Regions from separate parts of the Homo sapiens genome. Here region 1 is linked to region 2. A link is an interaction called in ENCODE POLR2A ChIA-PET data of the cell type or tissue named here. Cell type or tissue: A673. All regions are shown on one strand. Links, peaks and the distances in the headings refer to the core of each region. The heading gives the core; the rest is flanking DNA.

Region 1 (10,133 bases), core at 4,311-6,810, 580 kb before region 2:
TGGTGGCCCATGCCTGTGATCCCAGCACTTTGGGAAGCTGAGGTGGGCGGGTCACTTGAGGCCAGGAGTTTCAGACCAGCCTGGCCAACATGGTGAAACACCGCCTCTACTAAAAATACAAAAATTAGCTGGGCATGGTGGTGCTTGCCTCTAGGCCCAGCTACTCGTGAGGCTGAGGTAGGAGAATCTCGAACCTGGGAGGCAGAGGTTGCAGTGAGCTGAGATCACAACACCGCACTCCAGCCTGGGTGATAGACTGATTCAAAAAAATAAGAATCAACAGTCAGGCTGGGTGCAGTGCCAGCACTTTGGGAGGCCGAGGTGGGTGGATGGCTTGAGCTCAGGAGTTTGAGACCAGCCGTGTCAACATGGCGAAACCCCGTCTCTATGAAAAATGAGCTGGGCACGGTGGTGTGCACCTATAGTCCCAGCTACCTGGGAGGCTGAGGTAAGAGGATCACCTGAGCCCAGGAGGTCGAGGCTGCAGTGAGCCGTGATTGTGTCACTGCGCTCCAGCCTGGGTGACAGAATGATACCCTGTCTCAAAAATAAAAAAAAAACACCCCCAGGGCGTGCTCCCTGCACATAACTAGGCTGCTCTCCCTTTTCAAGCTTGCACACTGACCCCTGGGCTCACTTGGTGAGCACAGGCCCAGAAAGAGTTGGCCTGAAAGAGCACTGGCTTGGTGACAGGCCACCCAGATCTCAGACCTATCTCTGTACTCAATAGCGTGGACAAGTTAGTAACCCTCAGCCTTGATGTTCTCATCTGGAGCAGTTTAAAACATTTTATTTATTGGCTGAGCGCGATGGCTCACACCTGTAATCCCAGCACTTTGGGAGGCCGAGGCAGGCAGATCACAAGGTCAGGAGTTCAAGACCAGCCTGGTCAACATGGTGAAACCCCATCTCTACTAAAAATACAAAAATTAGCCAGGCGATGTGGCAGGCGCCTGTTATCCCAGCTACTTGGGAGGCTGAGATAGGAGAATCGGTTGAACCTGGGCGGCAGAGCCTGCAGTGAGCTGAGATTGCGCCACTGCACTCCAGCCTAGGTGATAGAGTAAGACTCCATCTCAAAAAAAAAAAAAAAAAAAAAAAAAAAATATATATATATATATATATATATAAAATGTATTATAAAAATAGAGGCCGGGCGTGGTGGCTCATGCCTGTAATTTTAACACTTTGGGAGGCCAAGGCAGGCAGATCACGAGGTCAAGAGATCAAGACCATCCTGGCCAACATGGTGAAACCCCGACTCTATTAAAAATACAAAAAAATTAGCTGGGTGTGTTGGTGCGCACCTGTAATCCCAGGTACTCAGGAGGCTGAGGCAAGAGAATTGCTTAAACCTGAGAGGCGGAGGTTGCAGTGAGCCGAGATTGCGCCATAGCATTCCAGCCTGGTGACAGAGCGAGACTCCGTCTCAAAAAAAAAAAAAAAAGAGGCCAGGCACGGTGGCACATGCCTGTAATCCCAGCACTTTGGGAGGCCAAGGCGGGTAGATAGCCTGAGGTCAGGAGTTCGTGACCAGCCTGACTAACATGATGAAACCCCATCTCTACTAAATACAAAAAAGTTAGCCGGGCCTGGTGGCACATGCCTGTAATATGAGCTACTTGATAGGCTGGGACAGGAGAATCCCTTGTACTTGGGAGGTGGAGGTTGCAGTGAGCTGAGATCGCGCCATTGCACTCTAGCCTGGGCAACAAGAGCAAAACTCCATCTCAAAATAAATAAATAAATAAATAGAGATGGAGTCCCACTATGTTGCTCAGGCTGGTCTCAAACTCCTGGGCTCAAGCAATCCTCCCACCTTGGCCTCCCAAATAGCTGGGATTACAGGCGTGAGTCACCATGCCCAGCCAAGTTGGAACAGTTCTAATCTATCATGGAGAGTTGCTGTGAGAGAAAGGGAAGTATTAGGCTGAGAGATTTCAGCTTAGTTCATGAGTCACTGGCTTCATCTTGTGAACCCTGAAATTCTCTAGCCGTCACTCCCTCCATGGTCACGTTGATGCCTGTCAATCAGACCACCAGGAACACGCCTGCAGTCAACAAATTTGGGTTTATTATGCTTGCTGTGGCAAGGGAGGCCACACAGCACGGGGAAGCCAGGGCATCTCCAAAAGCAGTGTTAGTGCTGGTATCGGATTTGGAGAAAGATTTAAGGAAGTGTGGGTTTGCTCTGGATGTGTGCTGTCAGAAAGCGGGGTGATTGTATGGTTCAGTGACTCGATCCCTTTATATCTACAGCTGTGATTGGGGGCGACGCAGCAGCAGCTGCAGGAGACATTCTCATTTGTGTGGGTGGCCCTGAGATGCGTGTTCAGGACAGCTGCTGAGTGGTGTTGCTTTTGACTTTAACCTTCTTAGGCCAGACGTGGTGGCTCATGCCTATATACCCAGCACTTTGGAAGGCCAAGGAGGGCGGATCATCTGAGGTTGGGAGTTTGAGACCAGCCTGACCAATGTGGAGAAACCCTGTCTCTACAAAAAATACAAAATTAGCCAGGTGTGGTGGCGCATGCCTGTAATCCCAGCTACTCGGGAGGCTGAGGCAGGAGAATCGCTTGAACCTGGGAGGCGGAGGTTGTGGTTAGCCGAGATCACGGCATTGCACTCCAGCCTGGGCAACAAGAGCAAAACTCCGTCTCAAAAAACAAAACAAAACAACAAAAAAACCATATAAACAAACAACAAAAAAACCATATATATGTGTGTGTGCGTATATATATGTATATGTGTGTATATACATGTCCATATATGTATATATGTATGTATATGTGTATATATATGCATATGTGTGTGTGTGTGTGTGTGTGTGTGTGTGTGTGTATATATAGCCTTGTTGTAATTCCTCATGTCCTAGCATGCTTCTGTTTGAGTGTATTTGGAGGGGTGTTACCTGGATGAAATTCTAGGAGATGCCTCTGCTTTTCGGGCTGCCCATGTAAAAATCATTCCATTCCATAAGGGGATGCTTCTAGGGAGCACTCAATAGTGTGTATTCACCTCCCCCACCCCAACCCTCCCAACCAACCTTCATTCTTCTTTTCATTCCTCTTTTCATCCTTTTCTCTGCTCTCACTTGGAGGGCGCCTGCCACATGTAGGCACAATCAGAACACCCCAGGCAAAGATGATTTCCCTTCCCTTTGGGTACACTTACTGGCAAAGATAAAATATATTCTCTAGATTCAAAGAGATATTTGTGCACCCATGTTCATATCAGCATTACTCACAATAGCCAAAAGGGGGAAGGAACCAAGTGTCCATGAACAGAAGAACGGATGACAAGATGTGGTCTCTCCAGACAATGGAAGATTCTTCAACCTTAAAAAGGATGGCAGCCTGGGTGCGGTGGCTCACATCTGTAATCCCAGCACTTTGGGAGGCTGAGGCAGGTGGATCACTTGAGGTCAGGAGTTCGAGACCAGCCTGGCCAAAATGGTGAAATCCCATCTGTACTAAAAATACAAAAATTAGCCATTAGCCAGCTGTGGTAGTGCACGCCTGTAATCCCAGCTACTCAGGAGGCTGTGGCAGGAGAATCGCTTGAACCCAGGAGGCGGAGGTTGCAGTGAGCCGAGATCGTGCCATTACACTCCAGCCTGGGTGACAGAGCGAGATCTCCGTCTAAAAAAAAAAAAAAAAAGGCCACACGTGGTGGCTCACACCTGTAATCCCAGCACTTTGGGAGGCTGAGGCAGGCGGATCACGAGATCAGGAGTTCAAGATCAGCCTGGCCAACATGGTAAAACCCCGTCTCTACTAAAAATACAAAAATTAGCCAGGCATAGTGGCACACACCTGTAGTCCCAACTACTGGGGAGGCTGAGGAAGAAGAATCATTTGAACCCAGGAGGCAGAGGTTGTGATGAGCTGAGATCGTGCCACTGCACTCCAGCCTGGGCAACAAAGTGAGACTCCATCTCAAAAAAACAAACAAAAAAAAAGGATGGCATTCTGACACATGCCACAATGTGAATACACCTTGACAACATTGTGCTCAGTGAAATAGGCAGACACAAAAGGACAGACACTGTATGATTCCACTTATATGAGTATCTAGTCAGATTCATAAAGACAATGTAGAACAGAGGTTTCCAGGAACTGGGGGGAAATAGGAATGAGGAGCTTAGTGTTTAATGGGGGCAGAGTTTCAGTTTGGGAAGGAGAATAGCGTTCTGGAGGCTGGGCGCAGTGGCTCACGCCTGTAACCCCAGCACTTTGGGAGGTCAAGGCAGGCGAATCGCTGGGGCCCAGGAATTCAAGACCAGCCTGGGCAACATGGCAAAACCCTGTCTCTACAAAAAATTAGCCAGGCATGGTGGCATGCGCTTGTAGTTCCAGCTACTCTAGGGGTTAAGGTAAGAGGGTCATCTGAGCCTGGGAGGTCGAAGTCGCACTCCAGCCTGGGTGACAGAGTGAGACCCTGTCAAAAAAAAAAAAAAAAAAAAGCTGGCCAGAGTTCGAGACCAGCCTGGCCAACATGGTGAAACCTTGTCTCTCTAAAAATACAAAAATTAGCCAGGTAGGGGCCGGGCGCGGTGGCTCACGCCTGTAATCCCAGCTCTTTGGGAAGCCGAGGCGGGCGGATCACGAGGTCAGGAGATTGAGACCATCCTGGCTAATAGGGTGAAACCCTGTCTCCACTAAAAATACAAAAAATTAGCCGGGTGTGGTGGCAGGCGCCTGTAGTCCCAGCTACTCGGGAGGCTGACGCAGGAGAATGGTCTGAACCCAGGAGGCGGAGCTTGCAGTGAGCCGAGATCGCGCCACTGCACTCCAGCCTGGGCGACAGAGAGAGAGTCTGTCTCAAAAATAAAATAAAATAAAATATTAGCCAGGTGGAGTGGCGGGCACCTGTAGTTCCAGCTACTTGGGAGGCTGACGTGGGAGAATCACTTGAACACAGGAGGCAGAGGTTGTCGTGAGCCAAGATTGCACCACTGCGCTTCCAGCCTGGGTGACACAGTAAGACTTTGTCTTAAAAAAAAAAATAGTTCTGGAGATGTATGGTGGTGATGGTTGCCCAACAGTGTGAAGGTACTTAATGCCATGAAACCGTACAGTTAGTTGCGATGGTAAATTTTACATGTATTTTAGCACAATTAAAATATACGTATATAATACATCTATCTATGCATCTAAACCAGATGCTGCGAGACAGGAAGAGGAGCTGGTGAAGGCATGCAGTGCTGGAAGGGTCCTGAGGGGGACGGTCCCTGCCTAGGGTCCCCTGCGCAGCCTGGGAAGGCTGGCCACTGCTGTCTGCAGATGAGCTGGTTGTCCCGGCTGTCCTGGACTCCCTAAAGGCAGGTGCGCACACAACCACTAGAGGGCAGCATGGGCTGGCGAACGGGGAGCCCGGGCATGAATGATTTCAGGGTTCACACGGGTCCTCAACTTCTCCAAACTGCAAGAGGGGAAGGGTCATTCCGGCCCACGCACCACGCAGGGTGGCAGTGAGGCTGAGAGGAGAGAACAGATTGCAAAACTAGAAAGTGTCCAGCCTGGGCCAGGCACGGTGGCTCACGCCTGTAATCCCAGCACTTTGGGAGGCAGAGGCCGGTGGATCACCTGAGGTCAGGAGTTCGAGATCAGCCTGACCAATATGGTGAGACCCTCGTCTCTACTAAAAATACAAAAATTAGCCGGGCATGGTGGCGTGTGCCTGTAGTCCCAGCTATTCAGGAGACTGAGACAGGAGAATCGCTTGAACCCGGAAGGCGGAGGTTGCAGTGAGCCAAGATCATGCCACTGCACTCCAGCCTGGGCGATAGAGCTAGACTCTCTCTCAGAGAAAGACTCTGTCTCAAAAAAAAAAAAAAAAAAAAAAAAAAAAAAAAAAAAAAAGAGAAGGAGACCAAGGTGCAACTTTCTTCGGTTGTCCCGAATCCGGGTTCATCCCACACCAGCCACCTCCACCATGCCGTGAAGTTTGACCCCAGAGAGATCAAAGTTGTATACCTGAGGTGCACTGGAGGTGAAGTCGCTGCTTCTGCGCTGGCCCCCAAGATCGGCCCCCTGGGTCTGTCTCCAAAAAAGGTTGGTGATAACATTGCCAAGGCAACGGGTTACCGGAAGGGCCTGAGGATTACAGTGAAACTGACCATTCAGAACAGACAGGCCCAGATTGAGGTGGTGCCTTCTGCCTCTGCCCTGATCATCAAAGCCCTCAGGGAACCACTAAGAGACAGAAAGAAACAGAAAAACATTAAACACAGTGGGAATATCACTTTTGATGAGATCGTCAACATTGCTTGACACACGTGGCACCGATCTTTAGCCAGGGAACTCTCTGGAACCATTAAAGAGATCCTGGGGACTGCCCAGTCTGTGGGCTGTAATGTTGATGGCCGCTACCCTCATGACATCATAGATGACATCAACAGTGGTGCTGTGGAATGCCCAGCCAGTTAAGAAGCAGAAAGGAAAATATTTCAATAAAGGATCACTTGACAACTGGTGGAAAAAAAAGAAAAAGAAAGAGTGTCCAGCCTGGGCAATGTGGAGAAACTCCATCTCTACTAAAAATAGAAAAATTAGGCAGGGCCAGGCGCAGTGGCTCATGCCTGTAATCCCAGCACTTTGGGAGGCCGAGGCGGGTGGATCACCTGATGTCAGGAGTTCATGACCAGCCTCAACATGGAGAAACCCCGTCTCTACTATAAAAATACAAAATTAGCTGGGCGTGATGGTGCATGCCTGTAATCCCAGCTACTCGGGAGGCTGAGGCAGGAGAATTGCTTGAACCTGGGAGGCGGAGGTTGTGGTGAGCCGAGATCACGCCATTGCACTCCAGCCTGGGCAACGAGAGCGAAACTCCGTCTCAAAAAAAAAAAAAAAGAAAAAAAGAAAAATTAGGCGGGCGTGGTGGTGAGCACCTGTGGTCCCAGCTACTTGGGAAACTGAGTTGGGAGATTCACCTGAGCCTGGGATGCAGAGGTTGAAGTAAGCTGAGATCGCACCACGCCACTGCCCTCCAGCCTGGGCCACAGAGCGAGACCCTCTCTCCAAAACAAAACAAAACAAAAAACTAGAAAGTGAGTGATATGGCTGTGGAATTGCTGCCTCTGTCCTAGAGACACGCCCTTTTGGAGGGAGACCTGTGTCAGCAGACTGAATTCTTCATTGGCTCAAACCCCCACCTGCTAGGAGGGGCCCACCTGGAAGTCCCCATGCTGCTACCCTGCAATTCCATACCTGGGAACCTGGGCACAGTAAGCACAGAATCAGAGCTGGGACAAAGGACAGCATGGTGCACTGGGAGCCCTGAGCCTTTCTGATGGTCACCCTGTCCCCAGAGGCCCCTTTCCCGAGGGCACACCCAGGTGTGAACTTCACCCAGCACAGGCCACAGGCCAGCCCCTCCAGGGCAACCCAAGCCCCTCCCTACCCTGCTAGAGAGACAAATGGTGGGAACCGGGAATTGAATGGGGGGATGGGGAGAGGGGAGGAGGCTGAGCTGATGAGGAAGAATTGCAGGGACTGAGAACATTTTCCAAAAAATGTTCTCCTCACTTTAATGTACAGTTTATGTAACAAAATAATCTATGAAGTAGCAATTTTGACATTGCCAAAGAGGAGGAAGCTGCACATCAGAGAGCTGGTATAACTGCACAAGGCCGCACAGCAGAGACAGGATCAAAGCAGGTCCAGTGAAAATTCTATAGTCCTCCACTACAGACCCACTTCAGAAATCCATATTCTAGAATGTTTCAGAACCCATCGTGTAACACAGGTGCCAATGTCCAACTGAAAAAACCTTTAATGTCTGGAGCTCTGCATCTCTGCATCTTTTTTTTTTTTGAGACACAGTCTCACTCTGTTGCCCAGGCTGGAGTACAGTGGTGCAAATACAGCTCACTGCAGCTTTGATGATGTCCTGGGCTCAAGCAGTCCTCCTACCTCAGCCTCCCAAGTAGCTGGGACCCCAAGCATGCACCACCACACCTGACTAATTTTTTAAATTTTTTGTAAAGATGGGGTTTTACCATGCTGCTTAGGCTGATTTGGAACTCTTGGCCTCAAGCAATCCTCCTGCCTCGGCCTCCCAAGTGCTGGGATTACAGGAGTGAGCCACCGTGCCCAGCTAAGACCTGCATCTTTTTTTTTTTTTTTTTTTTTTTTAGAGATGAGGTCTCTCTATGTTGCCCAGGCTGCTCTTGAACTTCTGAGCTCAAGTGATCCTCCTGCTTTGGCCTCCCAAAGTGCTAGAATTACATGTGTGATCCACCACGCCAGGCCAAGACCTGCATCTTAAGAGGGGGAGTTTAGACTGCAGGCCTCTTGCTTGTAAGTGACATATAATTTTCCCAATCCATCCAGAAAGGTCCTTGTATCCTGTATGACTCATACTAATTCTCAGAGAGTGAGCATCAGATTAGAGAGACTCTGGAGTGTACCCTGCTCATAACCTTCCTTCTGCAGAAAAAAATGTATGTGATTCAGTGGAAAATAATGCACTATCTACACCCAGCACACCCTTCCTGGTTATCAGATTCTAGCCTTTTATTGTCTTTGAGCGACTTTACAGCTCTGTAAATTATAGGTAAATGATATATTGCCCTGTCTAGTAGAGGTTCTCCCTCGCTTTCTTGTTGAAAAACCAGTTTTCATTTGCACATTCATTTCAATATTCCTGACCTATGAATGTGACTGTTCTTAGCTGTCCCCCCTTTTTTTTTTGAGACAGAGTCTCGCTCTGTCACCCAGACTGGAGCAGAGCACAGTGGCATGATCTCAGCTCACTGCAAGCTCCGCCTCCTGGGTTTAAGCGATTCTCCTGCCTCAGCCTCCCAAGTAGCTGGGATTACAGGCATATGCCATGATGCCCAGCTAATTTTTGTATTTTTAGTAGAGACGGGGTTTCACCATGTTGGCCAGACTGGTCTTGAACTCCTGACCTCAGGCAATCCACCTGCCTCGGCCTCCCAAAGTGCTGGGATTACAGGCGTGAGCCACTGTGCCCGGCCCTTAGCTGCCCTTTTGAGCTGGTTATAACATCACCTGGCTCCCTTATGAGTTAAATAAAATGGCTAATACCTATTCATTTTCTATCTGTGTGGGAGTCATGATTTTACCTTCTTTTGAAAATGAAAATGACCTTGCAACGCTTCCTTCATCAGGTGTTTATGACAGCTCCTTTAGGCCAGAGGAGGTGGTGGGGTCCCTTGCAGGGCATCCCATGAGGTGGAATTAAGAGCAGCTGGCCGGTGGCCTCTGTTCCCCAGAGTGGTCTCTGAATGGGAAGGGAGGGGAGGGGAGGAGGAAGACAGGAGGGAGGGGTTCTGCCCAGTGGATGGGATAAGGTCTTAGCAAGACCTAGATTCTCGGGCTGGGTGAAGTGGCTCATGTCTATAATCCCAGCAATTTGGGAGCCGAGGCAGGAGGATCACTTGAGCCCAGGAGTTCTATTTCAGCCTGGGCAATAGAGTGAGACCCCATCTCTACAAAAAAAAACAAAAAACAAAAAACAAAAAAAAAACTAGACTCTCTCTCTGGTTAAGCTCCTAGCCAGCTATTTGACCTTGAGACACAATGTCTTTAAGTTTTGAGGGTGAGGAAGGGTGTCAAAAACTGACATTTATTTCCTGAGCTCTTGTCTGTCTTGTCTGGGGTGAGGCTGGAGAGGTGGGATGATTGACTACGCTGAACAGGAAGCTAGGTTTCAGGAGTTAGGCAGCCTGCCTGGGATCGAGACTCCTTGATGAGGATACTGACAGTAATAACAACAGCAGCAGCTACCATTTCGTGGGCATGCATATGCCCATATGTATTATCTCATTTAGTTCCCACTGCTGCCTGGAAGGAAGGAATGATCTATGATCCCATCGTTCACACAGGGAGACGAAGGCTCAAGGTCACACCACATAGATTCCAGCTCTATATTTAGCCAAGTCCTAAACCCTTTATTCCACTGCCTTAGCCTCCTAGATGAGACAGGGCAATCCCTTGGCCACTGAATTGCTTTTTTCCTCACCTACAAAACAAAGAGAATTATTACCTTGATCATACACGTAAAGGAATGCAATGGCAGATGACCAAATGTCATGTGGTTTCCTGGGATGGATTCTGGAAAGGAAGAAAGGACATTAGTGGAAAATCTGGTGAAATCCCAGT
Region 2 (10,133 bases), core at 5,086-7,585:
CCTGACCTCAACTGATTCGCCCACCTCAGCCTCCCACAGTGTTGGGATTATAGGCGTGAGCCACCGCGCCTGGCATCTCCCTGTCCTTATATTTTAAGAAAGGATGATTACAGAAGTGACAATTATAAATCTTCCTCGGGCAGACAAGACACTCCCATAATGATAATAGCTAACCCTTAGGACTCTTACTATGGGTCAGGCACTGTTCTAGGCATTTCAGCATAGTAACTGGTTAAATTCTTACAATCTACTTTTGAAGTAGCTATCTCTAATGTATACACTTGGGGAACTGAGACATAGAATCCTTATGTAACTTGCGTTAAGATCACACAGCTTTTTTTTTTTTTTTTAGTAGAGATGGGCTTTTGCCTCGTTGCCCAGGCTGGTCTCAAACTGCAGGGCTCAAGCGATCCCCCCGCCTCACCCTTCCAAAGTGCTGGGATTATAGGCGTGAGCCACCATGCCCGGCCACATAAATAACTTTTTTTTGAGATAGAGTTTTGCTCTTGTTGTCCAGGCTGGAGTGCAATGGCGCAATCTTGGCTCACTGCAACCTCCGCCTCCCAGGCTCAAGCGATCTTCCCGCCTCAGCCTCCCGAGTAGGTGGGATTACAGGCATGTGCCACCATGCCCAGCTAATTTTGCATTTTAAGTAGAGACGGGGTTTCTCCGTGTTGGTCAGGCTGGTCTCGAACTCTTGACCTCAGGTGATCTGCCCACCTTGGCCTCCCAAAGTGGGATTACAGGTGTGAGCCACTACGCCTGCCCTGACATAAATAATTTTTTTTTTTTTTGAGACAGAGCCTCACTCTGTCGGCCAGGCTGGAGTGCAGTGGCATGATCTCGGCTCACTGCAACCTCCACCTCCCTGGCTCAAGCAGTTCTCCTGCCTCAGCCTCCGGAGTAGCTGGGATTATAGGCGTGTGCCACCATGCCCAGCTAATTTTTGTATTTGTAGTAGAGACGGGGTTTCACCATGTTGGCCAGGCTGGTCTTGAACTCCTGACCTCAGGTAATCCGCCTGTCTCGGCCTCCCAAAGTGCTGGGATTACAGGCGTGAGCCACCGCGCCTGGCCAGTAATTTTTAGAGGTAATACTAACGTATTTATCTACCATTAAAGACCCAGGAGAACTTAGTAGCTGGGAATCCCACTGGTTCTCCCAACTGAGGTGCAATATTATCTTTACCGTCTTTACCTTACGGTAGCGGATATAGTGTTAATAAATGATTAGAATACTGCTTTATGAGCAGGAAATACTGTAATGATTTTCACCCTATCAGAAATAATAAAATGTTTTCTGCATCAGCAGATATTTTTCATCATTTGTTGGTGTTTAAAAATGTTTTCAGAATTCTGAAGATACCATTATCTGTAGTTTAGGAAAACTACGACTCACTTTAAAAGAAAAAAAGTTTTCTTTAATTGCCTGCCCTTAGAAAAGATGGTTCCACAGAACACACTTCCGGTACTCGAGATGAGGACTTCCCTTGAACGCCCATTCTGTAAGACAGATAACGCGTTGGCCCTTAAGAAAGATGGCATCTTTCCGCCTTCTCTGCCCCCTTCCAAGATGGCTGCCCTAATGTACACTTGGGACCTTGCCTGGCGCCTCTTCCGGGCTTGGCAGCGGGCGGGGTCCATTGAGTAAAGCCTTGCGTGCCTGCGCCCGCGACGGAGGCGCGCTTCAAAGCGCAGGCGCGGGGAGGGGGTGGGGGAGGAGGGAAAGCGGCGAGTAAGATGGAAGATGAGGAGGTCGCTGAGAGCTGGGAAGAGGCGGCAGACAGCGGGGTAAGGAGGAGCCGCCGTCCCATGGCAGGGCCGGGCGAGACCTGGCGTGAGGGGAGCCTCCGGGGAGCGGGTCTGGAGATAGTTCTCCCCAAGGAAGGGCCCCATACGCCGGGCTGGGGGTGGTGGAGAGGCCCCCAGTTCCTGAGCGCCGTGAAGGCCTCTTAAAGGGGCCGCGATCCATTTCTCTCCTTTCCTTTGCCTGGTGCGCCTCCCTCCGCCCACTAACGCGCGCGTCACCCGGGGCGCCCCACCCGCCACCCGGGGCCTCCTTTCCTGACCCCCCGCGCCCACTTGCTGGCCGTGGGCCTCTGTGACTCTTTCCGATGAGCCTTGTGGCCCGAGGCACCATTTTAAAGTTCTTGTGCTCTGACCGGGACGGACACACCATGTGGGTGGTGGTGGGGCTTGCGCGGACCAAGGAGGCATGTCCGGCTTCGCAGGAAAGCGGGAGGAGGCAGCCGAGGGCGGGGGGAAATTGAATCCTCTTTGGGCTACTCAACTCTGCTAAAATCCCCCACCATCCGTCACGGTGGACGAGTCGGGTTTTTTTTCTCTTTCACTTTTACTCCAAGAAGAGTTTGTGGGCAGGCAGGCAGGTCTCACGGGGACTCTGCCAAAGCAACCGAAAGCTCTGCGGGGCAGCTCCTCTGCCACTCAGCGATCCGAGGCCCCGGGAAGGTCTAGGAGTTCGCTTGTCGGAGTCCAGGGTGTGATATGTAAAACAGCCACATTCTTGGGAGAGGAGTGGGGAGATGGACCGTTCGACTTGTTTTTGGAGTTTTTGTTTGCCTCCAGAAACTGTAGGAAAATAGTTTATCTCAAAGAGGATCTGTCAATTCTCTTAGATTTGTGAATAATTTGGTCTTTTCAGAGTTTGTCTGTGGTGACCCTTGTGAATATGGGGAGATGCTTTTTTTGTCTCCCCGTGTTCGCGTCTGTTCAATGCTGGCTGCACTGACATCCACCTTAAAGGTTTACGTGTGCGAGGAGTCGAGCGTACCAGGGTAGAGTAGGCGCTGGGTTTTTTTTCCTAAGCGCTTTTTGGGGGTGCTTATGAGCTCTGGAAGAGGCCGGGAAATTGACCCTGGCAGCAGTCAGTGGGTGTATCTAGCTCTACGGGAATGTTGAAACTTGGCTTTGAAGTTTTTTCCGCTGGTTCAGCATTTCTCTCAACGGTTGTTTATGTTTTTCCATTTAGCATAATTGAGAATTTGAAGGATTCGTTCGTTCAGAGGATATTTAGTAGAGTTCTTAATGTGACAACCATCTTTCTTGAGTTTTGGCTTAAGAAAGTTAAAGATTTTATAGGGAGTAACAGGTGTCAGTTGGCTCCTTGTTCATTCAACCAGCATTTTTGAGTGTCTGCTATATGCTAGGCAGTGTGCTTATCAGTGACTTTGTGCCAGAAAATGCAACATTTTCGGTACAGGCGTTTATTGCCTACCACTAATCTGAGTGAATCATCCAGACATCCCTATAAAAAAGCTTGGCTTACAACTTTAATATCATGCAAATGATACGTTTCTTGGGCATCTTGGCCTTTCTTTGGTTTTCCTCACCTGTTTCAAAGGGTCATAAATCCCTCATGTTAGAGAAGTTGGAGGCAAATGAACAAAAATGAATAGGATTCAGCAGAAATTGGGGCTTACTTTAGTTTTTCAGAATGGGTAAGTCAATTAGAAATAGCTAGTACAGTCCCCCATTTAACAGCTGAATAAGCCTAGAGATGTGAGATTTAGAGACTTAGGTCTTTCTGACGCTTGTCGCGTGTTCTTTCTTTTTTCTTTTGGTTCCCAAGTTTTATTGAAAAACTTATACAAAATATTCCAGATAAATGAAATTTAATCCTCATCTTCCTCCTCTTTGTCCTGGTTAATCTGGAAGTAACATAATTTGTAGCTATCTTTGCTGTTAGTAACTAGGAGCAACCAATCACGTAAATTATTCTTCATATATGTTTTGGTGAGATATTTGAAATACCTTTTGGAGAAAGGCACCTCGGATGTCACGTTGATCTTGCTCTTACTCCTTTCAATGGTCGCCATCCCTCCACCAAGGTTCTCAGCTTTTCCGTTCACTTTGATCCTTTCTTGCAAAAACTGCTCAAAATTGGCAGCATCCATGATTCCATCTTCTACGGGGTGAGTGCATTCAAGAGTGAACTTCAGAACCTGCTTCTTTTTTTTGCCCCCCTTCACCACAGGCTTTTTCACAGAAGCCATGGCAGCAGCGGAGGCAGAAAGCCAGAGTTCTTTCTGCTATCCCTTACTTTAGTAATATCCTTTAAAAATGTACCGCGGCCAGGTGCTGTGGCTCACGCCTGTAATCCCAGCACTGTGGGAGGCTGAGGTGGGTGGATAACCTGAGGTTAGGAGTTCCAGACCAGCCTGGCCAACATGGTGAAACCCCATCTCTACTAAAAATACAAAAATTAGCTGGACCCTATGGTACATACCTGTAATCCTAGCTACTTGGGAGGCTGAGCCAGGAGAATTGCTTGAACCTAGGAGGCGGAGGTTGCAGTGAGCCGAGATCATGCCATTGCACTCCAGCCTGGGCAACAAGAGTGAAACTCCATCAAAAAAAAAAACAAAAAAAAAAAACTACAGAGGTGGAACACAAACCTTGCCTTATTGACATCATGAACACTTCTGCCAAAATGCAGGTTCTCTAATATATTTTATTTAATTGAATCCTTGAAACAACCTGTTGAGGCATTGTCCCCCTTTTATAGACAAGGAAACGGAGGTTTCGAGAGTAACCTGTTTTGCGCAAGATCACACAGCTGGGGGAAGCTGGGATTTGATCCCAAGCATGTCTGACTTCAAGGCTGGGCTTTTTTTCTCTAGCATTTTGCTGCTACCTCTCTACCTGGGGACATGTGGAAAATTTGGGAATTGGGTGTTCTTTCTTTTCCTTTTTTTTTTTTTTGTTTGAGAGAAGGTCTTACTCCATTGCCCAGGCTGGAGTGCAGTGGCTCAATCTCATCTCACTGCAACCTCTACCTCCCAGGTTCAAGCGATTCTCGTGCCTCAGCCTCCCGAGTAGCTGGGATTACAAGGCGCATGCTACCACGCCCAGCTAATTTTTGTATTTTTAGTAGAGACGGGGTTTCACCATGTTGGCCACGCTGATCTCGAACTCCTGGCCTCAAGTGATCCTCCTGCCTTAGGCTCCCAAAGTGCTGGGATTACAGGCATGAGCCGCTGCACCTGGCCTTTTTTTTTTTAATTTTTTTTTTATTTTTTGAGATGAGATTGCCCAGGCTGGGCCTCCCAGTAGATTATAGGCATGTGCCACTATGCCTGGCAGCTTTCATTAAAAAAAAAAATATTTATTTATTTTAGATACAGGGTCTCATTTGGTTTCCCAGGCTGAAGTGCAGTGGCATAATCATAGCTTACTGCAACCTTGAATTCTTGGGCTCTAGCAGTCCTCCTGCCTCAGCCTCCCAGAGTTCTGGGATTATAGGCATGAGCCACTGCCCTCAGCCAGCTTTCATTTTTAATAGTTTGTCTGGGCTTATATTTGAACGCTGTCTTGAATTTGATTCCCTTTTCAAATTTCACAAAGGTTCTTGTAAATATGCACTTTTGAAAGAGGGGAGCCAGGGAGATGTTATGTCCACATCACTGGGAAACCAATGGACTGCAGGCTATACATGTCTTTCATATATAGGCAATTGCGTAAAAGTCTTGGCTTCAGGTTATCCCCTCTTCCTACTGGTAATGAGCTTTGAATACCCTACTCCAAAACAGCAAAAACTGGGTGAAGACTAATAACCTAAATGGGAAAATTGAAACTACACAAAAATCCAGCGGCAGTTCTAATCCTTGGAAGTAAAGGATTTTGGAGATCCCTGCCCTCCAACACCACAAGAAAATTTTTGTCTTTTTTCTTTGAGACAGGGTCTTGCTCTGTTGCCCAGGCTGGGGTGCAGTGGGGAACACTCACTGCAGTCTCAGGCAATTTCTGTCTCAGGCAATCTCCACCCGCCTCAGCCTCCCAAGGTGCTGGGATTACAGGCATGAGCCATCATGCCCAGCCAAAAATTTTTTGACATCATGTAGAATTTCTCCCCTCCCCTCCCCTCCCTCTGCTCCCATCCCTCTGCTCCCCCCTCTCCCTTCCTTTTTTTTCCTTTTTTTTTTTCCCCTTTTTTTTTTTTCCCGAGATGGAGTCTTGCTCTGTCGCCCAGGCTGGAGTGCAGTGGCGCAATCTCGGCTCATTGCAAGCTCCGCCTCCCGGGTTCACACCATTCTCCTGCCTCAGCCTCCCGAGTAGCTGGGACTACAGGCACCCACCACCACGCCTGGCTAATTTTTTGTATTTTTAGTAGAGATGGGGTTTCACTGTGTTAGCCAGGATGGTCTCGATCTCCTGACCTCGTGATCCGCCCGCCTCGGCCTCCCAAAGTGCTGGGATTACAGGCGTGAGCTGCTGCGCCTGGCCCCTTTCTTAAGACAGAAGGGTCTTGCTCTGTTGCCAAGGTTGGAGTGCAGTGGTCGGAATACAGCTCACTGCAGCCTCAGCCTCCTGAGTAGCTGGGCCCACAGGCGTGTACCACTATGTGCCTGGCTAATTTAAAAAGAAAATTTTTTTGTAGAGACAGGGTCTTGCCATATTGCCCAGACTGGAAGAATTTTTGTGTGTGTGAGTCATCTGAGGTCATTGTTTCCTGTATAGCTTCCGAATTCTTAGTATCAAGTCCTATTGTGTCATTTGGAGAAAGACTGACTTTGAGAAGTCCCTCACATATTCTGTGAATAGACTTTTTGCTTTTAGTTAGTATGGCAAACACTTTTTTCTTTTTCTTTTTCTTTTTTTTTTGAGACAGGGTTTCGTCCTATATCCCCAATTGTTTAAGACAATCAATAAAATATGCCAGGCGTGGTGGCTCACGCCTGTAATCCCAACACTTTGGGAGGCTGAGGCGGGCAGATCACCTGAGGTCACGAGTTCAAGACCAGCGTGGCCAACATGGTGAAACCCCGTCTCTATTAAAAATACAAAAATGAGCTTGGCATGGTGGCAGGTGCCTGTAATCCCAGCTACTCCGGAGGCTGAGGCAGGAGAATCTCTTGAACCTGGGAGGCAGAGGTTGCAGTGAGCAGAGATCGCACCACTGCATTCCAGCCTGGGTGACAGAGTGAGACTCTGTCTCAAAAAAAAAGAGTTCATAGTGTTGGTAATGAGCTAACCCAGCTAGGGGAAGGCAGCAGATGATATAAAAATGTAATTGGACCAGTGGTTATTATAAAGCACTGACAACCTCTCTGATTTCCCTGTATCTTGCAAGTTTCCTTTTATTCTTTTTCTCCAGGTCAAGGCATGCAGCTAGTGGGAAGAAAATGCATCTTGAATAAGTTAAAGGATGACTGGTGTTCTGGATTAAGAATTGAAATTTATGTTTACTTTCTACCCCCATGAGCCAGTTATCCAAACATTGCCCCATCAGTGATGCTGGATGGTGTATGAGTCCATAGGAAGGTGTCATTAAACATTAAATAACTATTGCATACCAGGCATGGAGGCCCTGTTTAGTGGGGGAGTCAGACAGGTCCGGCAGCACCTTCAGGAAGAGGCATAAGTGGGGTACCATGGCTGGATCAGAGAAAGTCTTGTAAAGAAGACGATGCCTAAGTTAAGATTTGAAAGATCAGTTGAATTAAGCAGTGGTAAGTCTGGGAGAGGCAGGTAGAGTGTAGGGCCAAAGCAGGCATGGATGAGGAGGCCGAGAGACAAATACACAGCATTGGGAGGGCTACAAGTATTTCCTTCTGGCTGAAGGGGAGAGGGTTGGCAGGGTTGAGTGGAAAGAGATGAGACCACAGAGGTATGTAGGGGCCAGATTGGGAAAGGCTTCCTTGTACTTGGTTCTGGAAGCTTGAACTTTGTCCTGAAAGTGCAAGGAGCTTTGAAGTTTTTTTTTTTTTTTTAAGCAGAAGAGTGATATAGCTAGATTTATTTATTTATGTTTTAAATTTTTTGCCGGACACGATGGCTCATGCCTGTAATGCCAGCACTTTGGGAGGCTGAGGCAGGTGGATCACCTGAGGTCAGGAGTTCGAGACCAGCTTGACCAACATGGAGAAACCCTGTCTCTACTAAAAATACAAAATTAGCCAGGTGTGGTGGTGCCTGCTTGTAATCCCAGCTACTCGGGAGGCCAAGGCAGGAGAATCGCTTGAACCTGGGAGGTGGAGGTTGCGGTGAGCCGAGATTGCACCATTGCACTCCAGCCTGGGCAACAAGAGTGGAACTCCGTCTCAAAAAAAAAAAAAAAACAAAACACGTTTTTTTTTTTTGAGACAGGGTCTCACTCTGTCACCCAGGCTGAGCGCAGTGGTGCAATGATGACTTACTGCTGTCTCGACCTCCCAGGCTCAAGTGATCCTCCCACTTCAGCCTCAACCTCCCGAGTAGCTGGGACTACAGGCATGCGCCACCACACCTGACTATTTTTGATTTTTTTGTAGAGACAGGGTCTCACCATGTTGCCCATGTTGGTCTCGAATGCCTGAACATAAGTGATCCTCCCGTTTCAGCCTCCCGGAGTGCTGGGATTGCAGGCGTGAGCCACCACACCCGGCCCATAGTTAGATTAAATTCAGGAGATCAGAACTTTGATTTTCTTCTCTTTCTTTGGAGAAGAGGCCATTCTCCCCAAAGTGTGACTGCCGCTTCACTCTGGGGTCCCCAATGCTTTGTGTAGCTGCTGTCATTTTGGAACATGTACAACAAAACAACAAAAAAAGGCTATGGGTAGTGGGAAAAAAGAGATCAATTAGTTTGGGGCTATCTGGTGCTGATTTCTTTATGTCTGTCCCTGCAGTAAAAAGAAGGCATTTAAGATTTGTGGTATCACAGAAAGCACAGTTCCAGATACACCATGCCTAAAGGGGCCACCTCTCAGTTGGTGCTAGTCTTTCTGGAAAGGTTGAGCCTTATGGACTGTGATGTCCTCAGAAGGGGCTTTCTGTGAAGCAGTTGGGCAGTTTAGGCATGATTCTGCTGAGCAGTCTGTCCCTGGGACTCTGGAAAAAGGTTGGTTTCACTGTGGCTTCAAAGAAAGGAGGATAATGAGCTTTTCACTAGTAACTTCTCAGCCCTTTTTTCATTGGCTGCATGGGAGGGCCTGTTCCCAGCGTGCTCTGGGTATCAAGAGAGCTGCCATGGTTGCCGTGGGCTAGAAATTCCAGCAATCACAGGCCTTCTTGTTTTTACTTCTATGACAGGAGAGGATTTAGTGCGTCTTTCTAAAACTGTTGGTGCAGTCCTGCAGAGAAAAGTCACAGTTGTCTAGGTCTGATGACTGAAAACATTCCAGGGGCCAGCCCTTTCCAGTTTCCACCTCTCCACTGCTGTTGGCCCCGACAGCTAGCATCAGTTTCTGGCTGTATCAGGTAGCTAGCCTCTACAAGGTGTGTTCTGTCAGGAAAACTACTGACCTGTTGGTTTCCTAGGAGAAGGTTGAGTTTAGCTACTTAAATCTGTGGCCAAAGTATAAAATAAAATAAAAAAATTTTAATGTAGTATCCATAGAGATTTCTCTTCTTGAGTGTTTTTGTTTTGTTTTGTTTTTTTGAGACGGAGTCTAGCTCTGTCGCCGAGGCTGGAGTGCAGTGGCGCAATCTCAGCTCGCTGCAACCTCTGCCTCCCGGGTTCGAGCGATTCTCCTGCCTCAGCCTCCCAAGTAGCTGGGATTACAGGTGCTCGCCACTACACCCAGCCAATTTTTGTATTTTTAGTAGAGATGGGGTTTCACTGTGTTGGCTAGGCCGGTCTCAAACTCGTGACCTCGTGATCCGCCCGCCTCGGCCTCCCAAAATGCTGGGATTACAAGCGTGAGCCACCACGCCTGGCCTTTGAGTGTTTTTCTTAAAACCGTTTGCTCCTACCAAGCATCCTTCTCTTTAACATCTAGCTCTGTGCAGGATATTAAGGTAAAACCATGCCCCACAGAAATTAGCAACAAACCCCAATAGTCTGTATGGAGACAGATAATTTTTTTTTCTTTTTTTTGAGAAGGAGTTTCTCTCTGTCACCCAGGCTAGAGTGCAGTGGCGCAATTTCTGCTCACTGAACCTCTGCCTTCCGGGTTCAAGCAATTCTCATGCCTCACCCTCCCAAGTAGCTGGGACTACAGGCTCATGTCACCATGCCCGACTCATGTTTTGTATTTTAGTAGAGACGGGTTCACCATGTTGCCCAAGCTGGTCTGGAACTCCTGAGCTCAGGCAGTCTGCCCACATCGGCCTCCCAAAGTGTTAGGATTACAGGCGTGAGCCACCGCGCCCGGTCCGAGACAGAGAATCTTGTCCTTGACGGTGAGACATTTCA

Evidence for each region. ChIA-PET counts read pairs that join two places held together with the same protein. Peaks named below come from ENCODE experiments on the same cell type or tissue, not always from the same donor. Only the 100,000 strongest peaks of a DNase experiment are listed, where the experiment ranks them.
Region 1: POLR2A ChIA-PET joins it to region 2 with 6 read pairs; 2 of 35 experiments call an interaction of 5 or more read pairs at or near these places.

Annotation. Positions count from the first base shown.
Region 1 is chr1:15,786,859-15,796,991 of GRCh38, forward strand. It overlaps the pseudogene RPL12P14. Among named protein-coding and RNA genes, the nearest start is that of UQCRHL, 16 kb to the right of the region's middle. RefSeq lists enhancers at 1-297, 298-1,062, 4,919-5,419. In A673, for the core only: a CTCF peak has its summit at 5,329 (motif pointing right); a DNase peak (open chromatin) is centred at 5,343.
Region 2 is chr1:16,365,519-16,375,651 of GRCh38, forward strand. SZRD1 (SUZ RNA binding domain containing 1) reads left to right here and starts at 1,724. Exons shown (of 4, transcript NM_001114600.3): 1 at 1,724-1,790. The coding sequence starts at 1,740. It also overlaps the pseudogene RPL22P3. RefSeq lists enhancers at 1,421-1,480, 2,231-2,520. In A673, for the core only: no CTCF peak of the experiment used is centred there; a DNase peak (open chromatin) is centred at 6,453.